Regions from separate parts of the Homo sapiens genome. Here region 2 is linked to region 1. Evidence: chromatin contacts called from ENCODE Hi-C or POLR2A ChIA-PET data. All regions are on one chromosome and are shown on one strand. Each heading gives the region's core, a stretch centred on a gene start or an enhancer-like site at or near the end of the contact. The rest is flanking DNA. Distances are from core to core; before and after follow the strand shown.

Evidence for each region. A loop is a pair of places that touch in the nucleus more often than their neighbours do. ChIA-PET counts read pairs that join two places held with the same protein, here RNA polymerase II (POLR2A). Pooled maps may share reads with other maps.
Region 2: a map with no recorded cell type shows a loop between it and region 1 (8-fold over the local background). The contact joins two enhancer-like sites. A Hi-C loop is called at or near these places in 2 of 37 single-sample maps with no recorded cell type and 2 of 50 pooled maps. POLR2A ChIA-PET finds 5 or more read pairs at or near these places in 1 of 52 experiments (GM12878).

Annotation. Positions count from the first base shown.
Region 1 is chr10:106,929,774-106,933,811 of GRCh38, forward strand. The region is part of intron 2 of SORCS1 (sortilin related VPS10 domain containing receptor 1); the gene reads right to left. Among named protein-coding and RNA genes, the nearest start is that of SORCS1, 230 kb to the right of the region's middle. Within about 2 kb of position 1,743, at least 3 of the 41 ENCODE cell types and tissues checked have a DNase peak (open chromatin) inside an H3K27ac peak, as active enhancers do.
Region 2 is chr10:108,892,883-108,896,861 of GRCh38, forward strand. No RefSeq gene overlaps it. Among named protein-coding and RNA genes, the nearest start is that of LINC02661, 190 kb to the left of the region's middle. Within about 2 kb of position 1,694, at least 2 of the 41 ENCODE cell types and tissues checked have a DNase peak (open chromatin) inside an H3K27ac peak, as active enhancers do.

The sequences.
Region 1 (4,038 bases), core at 493-2,992:
CACACACACACACACACACACACACGTATTAATCAGAGCACTTGGTTGCTGAGATCCCAGCAAGAAAGATGAAAATAAATGGAGTATGGTCATTAAAAATCCTAAACTAATATTTCGAATATGGCATAAAATGAATGCTTGCTAACAGAGAATGGATGGGAGGACCTCTTTTGCTTAAGAAAATTAATGATGGCCGGGCGCAGTGGCGCATGCCTGTAATCCCAGCAGTTTGGGAGGCCGAGGAGGGTGGATCACAAGGTCAGGAGATTGAGACCATCCTGGCTAACACGGTGATGAGACATATTAAATCATCCCTACTAAAAAAATACCAACCGTCTCTACTAAAAAAAGTACAAAAATTAGCCGGGTGTGGTGCTGAGCGCCTGCAGTCCCAGCTACTTGGGAGGCTGAGGCAGAAGAATGGCGTGAACCCGGGAAGCGGAGCTTGCAGTGAGCCGAGATCGTGCCACTGCACCCCAGCCTGGGCGACAGAGCGAGACTCTGTCTCTAAAAAAAAAAAACAAAAAAACAAAAATGAATTAAAAGGTTAAGACAGATTGGTTACAAAATCACCAGGAAAGGTCACTCCTAACAGACTCATTATGCTTATGCTTAGGGTAAACAGTCATCAGCTACCCTGCAAAATAAGTGGCAGGGCTGCTGTATATTGAATACAAATTATTTGCAGAACCCTCAGCTCTCCTTGCTTCATTTTGCTACTGGGATACACGGAAGCTGGCATTGTATGTTCATGTGTGTATTTATGTATCTGAGCATCTCATTATAAATTATTATCTTCACATTCAAGAAAATAGCCAGCTCACAGGCACAACACCAACACAGGAGGGCTTTATAACATCGCATGCTTGAATCAGGTGCATTCTGTTTCATCTTGCTTTGTTTTGGTTTTTTTCTTCAGAATTTGGAAAGATATGATGGTTCTTAGGAGTCAGAACTTTTTCTTTTTTTAATAATATGGTTAGTCAGATAAGGCTTCTAGGTGAAACTTCTTCAAAAGTCCAGGGAACCTAGTGTTCTAATGCTTCCCCACTAACTCCTTCTGAAACCACATCTGCTCAAAGCCTTCTCAATCAAGACATGGGGAATCTGCCCTTCAAAGAAAAGGTAATTTCAGCAGATCTCAGGGGAGTTTTGCAATCAGAATTTCCTAAGATACAACTGTGGTGGAACTGGCTATGAAATGTATTAATGCTGATAACTGTGGTTTTATAATCCCCACCAATTACCACAAATTATAGCCGTGTGATTCTGGAAAAACCACATGCTGTGGAGTTGAATCCTGGAAAAATATACACTGGTTGTCTAATTTCCTTCCTAATTTTAAGAAGACTCATAAAAATCCTTGCCCTACCCTTCTTCTCCTAGAAGACTCTCAGGGACCAAAAATACTTGAGAGGCATTTGTACTTAAATCCTATGTAGCGAGCTCCAGAAATACTTTTTTGGCTGTTAATTAACTAATTCAATGTTGATAAGCCTACTTAATGTACACTCCAGTAAACCAGTACATACAAAGAAACGTGGTCCTACCATCAAGGGGTTTACAGTAGCAGTAGGACAGAAAAGTGATGAAATAAAGTCAACACAATGGAGCTACAAAAACAACTGCAAGAGCAGAATCTCAGAAGTCAGAACTCACTGAGAAGAGCATGGAAGCGGGTGGGGAAAATACTTGGTAATAAGGACAGGAAACTGTTTCACCATGCTGGCCTTCAGTGTAAAGTCCTCTGAAAGCTGGCAATCTCCCCAAGTGCACAAATACAGATGTTTGCTCGTTTGTAACTCCTGAACCAGAGAGCCACTAGCTCAGAGGCATCATCGTGGGAAAGCCCCCTGCAGTTTTCAGAGATGTTGCCTTATGAATAATGGAAACTTTCAAGAATGATTTTGGTTTAAGAACAGGGATAAGTCCTTTTTTTAGGGTTGTGTATGTCAGCACTCTGCCCTGGTAAATTATCTGCAGACAGCATAGTCTATCAAAATGAACTCACTGCTGTTCATTTTTCCTGCCTGCCATGCTGTGTATTAACTATCATCCATTATTTTAAAAACATTTCTGGAATCAAAGGTAAGAGCAAAAAGAAAAACAAAAGGGTAATAGGAGATAAATGCACTGCAAATGCTGGTCATACATGCTAGTAAGACAGGAAAAATATCTCATGGGGAAAAACAAAAGCCAATTTTTCCATAACAGCAGTAATATTCACAGACTTGAATGCTTCCAGGAAGCTTAGGAAAGCACAGGGTTTGGGGACGTTGACAGTTATACCCTGGGGATGTTCTCATGGGGAAAGGTGTCAAGCAGATCATTAGTCAATTTGATCCCCCATTTACAAAGCACTGATGTTATGTGAATTTTTATCCCCTTCCATACACACTGGTAGAAGCATACTATAGTATTAATATAGTCTACAAATATATTATTATTTTTGAGAATTACATGATTTTTTTGATATATTTGAGTATATCCTGAAATTTTTAAAAAAACAAAGTAGAAAGCATTGTCTTGAGTAAAAATAACTTCACATTTGGCTGCTGATTGCTCCCCTGATACCATGCATTTGGCATCAAATCCCCCTTTCCTGAAGCAACTCACAGCACTACTGTCACCTGTGTTATTACTGGAATCTTAAGTTGTTATTTAACTTTGTCACTGGTGACAAAGAAAAGGTATACCTTGCTGCCTTAGAGTGATAGTGATCTTTCTCCCCAGTTCCCACCACATGTGTGTATGCCTGTCTCCAGCTCAACTTATGCTTGCTTCTTGGACAAAATGACACCTTAGCAAGACTCAGGAAAATGAAAATGTTAACTATCCAAGAGAAACAAAGCACCATAATTCCAAGAAATCCAGACCAAGTTTTGCTCTAAGGACACCCTTGACAAACATGCAAAATGAGCTTGTCTGCTCTGCCTTCTGTAGAATCAGAAGCACCTTCAAGGTGAGCACTCCCCTCGCAGCAATGGTAAATTTTAGCTGGTTTGTGCCAACACAGTTGCAAGCTAAATGCTTAACTGGGGATTAGACTCCAATTCAAACCACTTTCCAGGCACTGCCTCCTCACTTTATAATGTTATAGAATGATTATCAATAGCTGTGATTCTGAAACCAATCTGAGACCCGGGCCTCTGCAATTTAAAGCATATCAGTGATCTCTGTCAACATTAATTTTCCCCATCCTAATTTGTATTTCTTTCACACCACAAAGGGATCTAAGTTTATGATTTACCTGGACAGCACGATCGTGTTCAGGTCTAAATGCAAAAGAGATTACATGTAGATGATGAATTTGCATCCTTGTAAATGCAGAATATTTTAGCCATGACAAATGGCAAGATGGGAGAACATGTTCACTGAAACTAGGAAGCCCAGAAATAAGGTATCAGCAACACTAATGAGCAGCTCAGTCAAGCAAACCCCAGAAAAATAATGGGCCAAAGTTCATCGATTCTCTGTATTTTCCAGATTAAAATCACCTGGGTAGCTTTTACACTACCTGTGTCCTGGGCTCAGTCCTAGAGATTCTGATTCAATTGGTCTTGGGTGGGGCCACACATATACTATTTTAAAATGTCCCCCAGAAGATGTTAATGTTCGCAGGATTGACAGCCACTGAGTATAAAATGTATTTAGCATATTTCCAGGCTTAGGATCAATAGAATGGTAGCTAAAATATAATCAATGATTTATTAATTCATTGATTTATTAAACAACTAGTTAATGAGTACCACTATGTGGTAACTCTGGTGCTACAAGGCCAAGAAGTTGCAAACTAAACACTTACTCTCAAGGAGTCCAATAGTGAAACACAATGATATCTGAACAGACAGTTGTATCCAGGATGCCCCCCCACCCCCAGCTATGGCAGAGGAAAGCACAAAGGTCAAGTTTTACCTGCTCCAACTCCCAAGTAAGGATAGCTAACACCCACAGAGGACTCTACAACTTGTAGAGCACACGGAGCATCATTAACTTTACCAGATATCAATAGCAACTTCAACTATGAAAAACATTTTT
Region 2 (3,979 bases), core at 444-2,943, 2.0 Mb after region 1:
CTGACCTCCTTAAGCCCTTACTTGTAACTAGGGGGCCACAATGACATTTTGGGTCTCCTGGGATCAATGTCAACTTAGAACCAGTGTCCAATAGTCCCTGAAAGGTTAATCATTCCCCTTTCCCCAGTGAGCTGTTACCCTGGTAAAAGGCCAGAGGTCTCCTTGAAGGAAGGATGAAAGAAAGATTAATAGTATAAATTATTGGTAGTACAGTGGGGTCCTTCCTCAAGGGGATGCAGCCTCCCCTTCATTCAAGGGGTTCTGGGTCCGTAAACTGGCTCAAGTCTGAAAATTGATTGAGGGGCCATGATTCTCTGTTTTTATAATTCAAAGTAGTCTTTTGTCTACTTTACCAGGAAGTTTTCTGCTTGTACACATTAAGTAAGAATGTAGTAGGATTCTTACCTACTTCACTTCGAGGAACACCATGATTAATTGGCCAATGCCAGAGCTCTACACATGTCAGACTATTCTGATTTTACTGCTTTGCCTCTGCTGGCCATTATGGTAACTAAGCCCACCTTGCCTTTGACCGTTGAGTGTCACCACTTGGCTCCTGCCACCCCAGGATCCAATTATTCCCATTGCATTTAAGTTTTCCAATTGAGTAACTGCAGTTTCCACTGTAAGATTAGGCATACAGAGAAGACCAATCACAAAGCTCTTCATGGTTGCAGGCTCTCTCCTCACAAATCTACTTTGCAAGGTATTGGAGAAGTCTATGTCTTCTGGACCCTCTCAGCTGGGGTGAGTACGTCTAAAGTGACAAATCCATTCTAGAATTCCAATCTCCCTAAGCCTTTGAATCCCTTCCTCTACATTAAACCACAGGAGATCAGGCATTCTGGCTCACTCACAGTGGGCCATCTTTTGATCCATGTTTCACCTAGCCAAGCAAATAAACTGTCAGAATCTTTTTTAACTCCCCAAGCTACAACATTAAATACAAAATCTATGCTTAGTGGGCCCATATCAATAAATTCAGCCAGACCTAACTTTATGTTTCTTCCGCTATTATCCCACATGCTTATTATCAATTCCCATACCTGTTGTCTGGATTTCATACACTCTAGAAGAAATCACTCACTGTTCTGAATTTTCACAGGCTTTTGTATTTTTTCTCTTATGGAATTTACAATTTACCTCACTGTGGAGTTATTGATGCACATCTTATCTCTAAAGGACCATACCCTCTTTGCAAATGCCTTGGTAATTGTTTATCTCCTTAGCCTCCCCCTTGTCTAGAGTAGAACTGGACACATAGAACTAATGTATCTATTCTGGCTCAATTAGAATCTTTAAAGGCAATAACTTAGCAGTCAATACACTGGTGATTTGTCATCATCTAAATAACTTTTAACCATAGAAAATAACATACTTGAGTATTTAAAATTCAAACCTTACTCTCAGGCTGAGGTCTGAGTTCTTGCTTAAGCACTTACAGTGACATCTTGGTTTAGGAATCTAACCATGCCATGTCGCAGTTTCTTTTTTTGTAAAAATGAGAGTACAAATAAGACATGATAAATTGGGGCTTTTTTGTAAGAATTAAATGAGATGATGCCTTCAAAGCTTCGCTTATACCTTTCAATACCCATTTAAAATTGGCTATTCCTCTTTCAGTTAAAAACGAAAGACCAAAAACATAAGTTCTACCTCTTCTTCTCTCACTTCCTCCTCTGCTTCCCCTGCCACCCTCTCTCACTCTCGCTCTCGCTTACTCTCTCTCTCTCTCTCTCTCTCTCTCTCTCTCTCCCTCTCTCACTCCTCACAGAAGTATCTGTAGTTGTCAAGAAAAACAGATTGACAGGCTAGGTTATGCTGCAATAACAAACAACTCTCAAACCCGGGTGGCTTAAAATACTTACTTCCTGCTCTTACTTCACGCCCATCAGCCACAGCTCTTCTCACTGGTGTTCTCAATGTCAGAATAAACACCCTCTAGGTATCTCCTAAGGTCTAGCAGAGAATGAGCAGCATTAGCTTCAATTTGAGAGGGGAAAGAAAGGTCCGCCAGGGCCTTGTCTATCCTCTCTAGATAAGAAACTTTGATTAAGAGGAGAATGTTACTTCCCTGGCTCTTGTTCTTGACCAATGCCCAGAACATTCTGGTCCTGCCTTCAATGTGTAATGTTGGTGGATTGTGAGAAAATTTATTTCTTCCTTTCAAAGACTCCCCCAGTCCCTAGGGAGGATTCTCTGCCTAGACCGAAAGAAGACAGAGCACCAGGTTCACACAAACAACAAACCAGCCTGCCAGCCCACAGCCAACTATGCCATTCTTAAACTCATTATTCTGGGAGACTCTGGGGTCAGCCATGTTGGCTTCAAAACTTGATATGGTTATTTACTAGCTATAACACTTATGTACTGAATGAATCTCTGTCTCAGTTTTCTCATCCCTAAAACATAGAAGATAATGGCACCAACTCTGGAGATTGTTTCTTGTGACAATTAAAAGAGAAAATTCACAGAATTTCACCCCTATATCCAGAGACCCAAAGTGCACTCTTAGTTGTTTATTTATTAACTATGTGAACTCTAGTAAACTCCTTTCTCTCAGAGCCTCATCGGTAAGATAGAAATAACAGTAGTACATCACAGAGTTCTTGAAAGGAAGAGACAAGATCTAGTTATAGATCTTGCCCAGCACAATATAAGTGTTCAGCAAGTATCTGTGTTATAATGTTTCCTGTGAAGTCTAGCACTAAGGAGAGATCACTATACTAGAGATCAAGAGACCCAAGTTCTAATTCCCATGCTGACTCCTGACTTAGGCAGGCCACCTTTACTTTTTGAGCCTATTTTTGCATCTTCAAAATACGGCTTGAGGCCAGGCGCCGCGGCTCACACCTGTAATCCCAGCACTTTGGGAGGCCGTGGCGGGTGGATCACCTGAGGTCAGGAGTTGGAGATCAGCCTGGCCAACATGGCAAAACCCTGTCTCTATTAATAACACAAAAATTAGCACGGCTTGACGGTGTGTGCCTATAATCCCGGCTACTCAGGACGCTGAGGCAGGAGAATTGCTTGAACCCAGGAGGTGGAGGTTGCAGTGAGCCAAGATTGCACCATTGCACTCCAGCCTGGGTGACAAGAGCAAAAGTCTATCTCCAAAATATATATATGGTTTGAGCTGGAAGCCCTCCCAAGTCTTTTCCAGTTCTGATGTTATAAATTCCTTTTAGCAAACAATGTCAAGGTTCTGTCTGCTATTTTTGCTGCCAAACTCTCAGTGGTCCATTCCCTTGAACACTTTCCAGGATCAGGGAGTTGCCTTTGAACACTGATGTCCTGCTTGGGAAGGGCAGCACAAACTTCCTCTAAATCTCACAGTTTGTATTGCAAATATATATTTTTAAAATTGTCAACTTTTTATTTTGTTTTGACATCTTTAAAAGCCTTTCTGTCTTGGGGAAGACTGCCCCTCTCAGAGCTACCAAATCCCCAGATATCCCTACAGATAATAAATAAAAACTTGCCTATCAGTGTACCTTTCATGTACAAACCAATACTGAATTTATACCCCTAGCTACCTCTATATCTAAGTCTCACACACCAAGCCAATATTTCCCCTGCCCTATGATGTCACCTAAATTGTCCCAGGGAATACCTCTATGCCTTAGAGTTCCCTAAAATTATTCAAACTAGCCAGTCCTAAACTGGTTACCTTGCCCCACCCTGCCTTTCTCAAAGAAACCCCAATAAAAGCTCTTGCCTAACTTCTCCTCTGCCTCCTGTCATCTGCCTCCTGACCATCCTGGTTAGGGCACACAGTGACTGCCTCTCTTGGACCTGTGAGCATAATAAACTTCTTTCTTTCAAGCCTCACTCTCCTTTTTTCATGTGGCCACACTGACTTCACCATATCAACAAGTACATTCTTAAAACATGGTGCCTCCAGACACACACCGTATCCTCCACCAGGTAGACAAAACAAAACAATAAAAAATGAAAAGATACATATAAAGATTTCTGG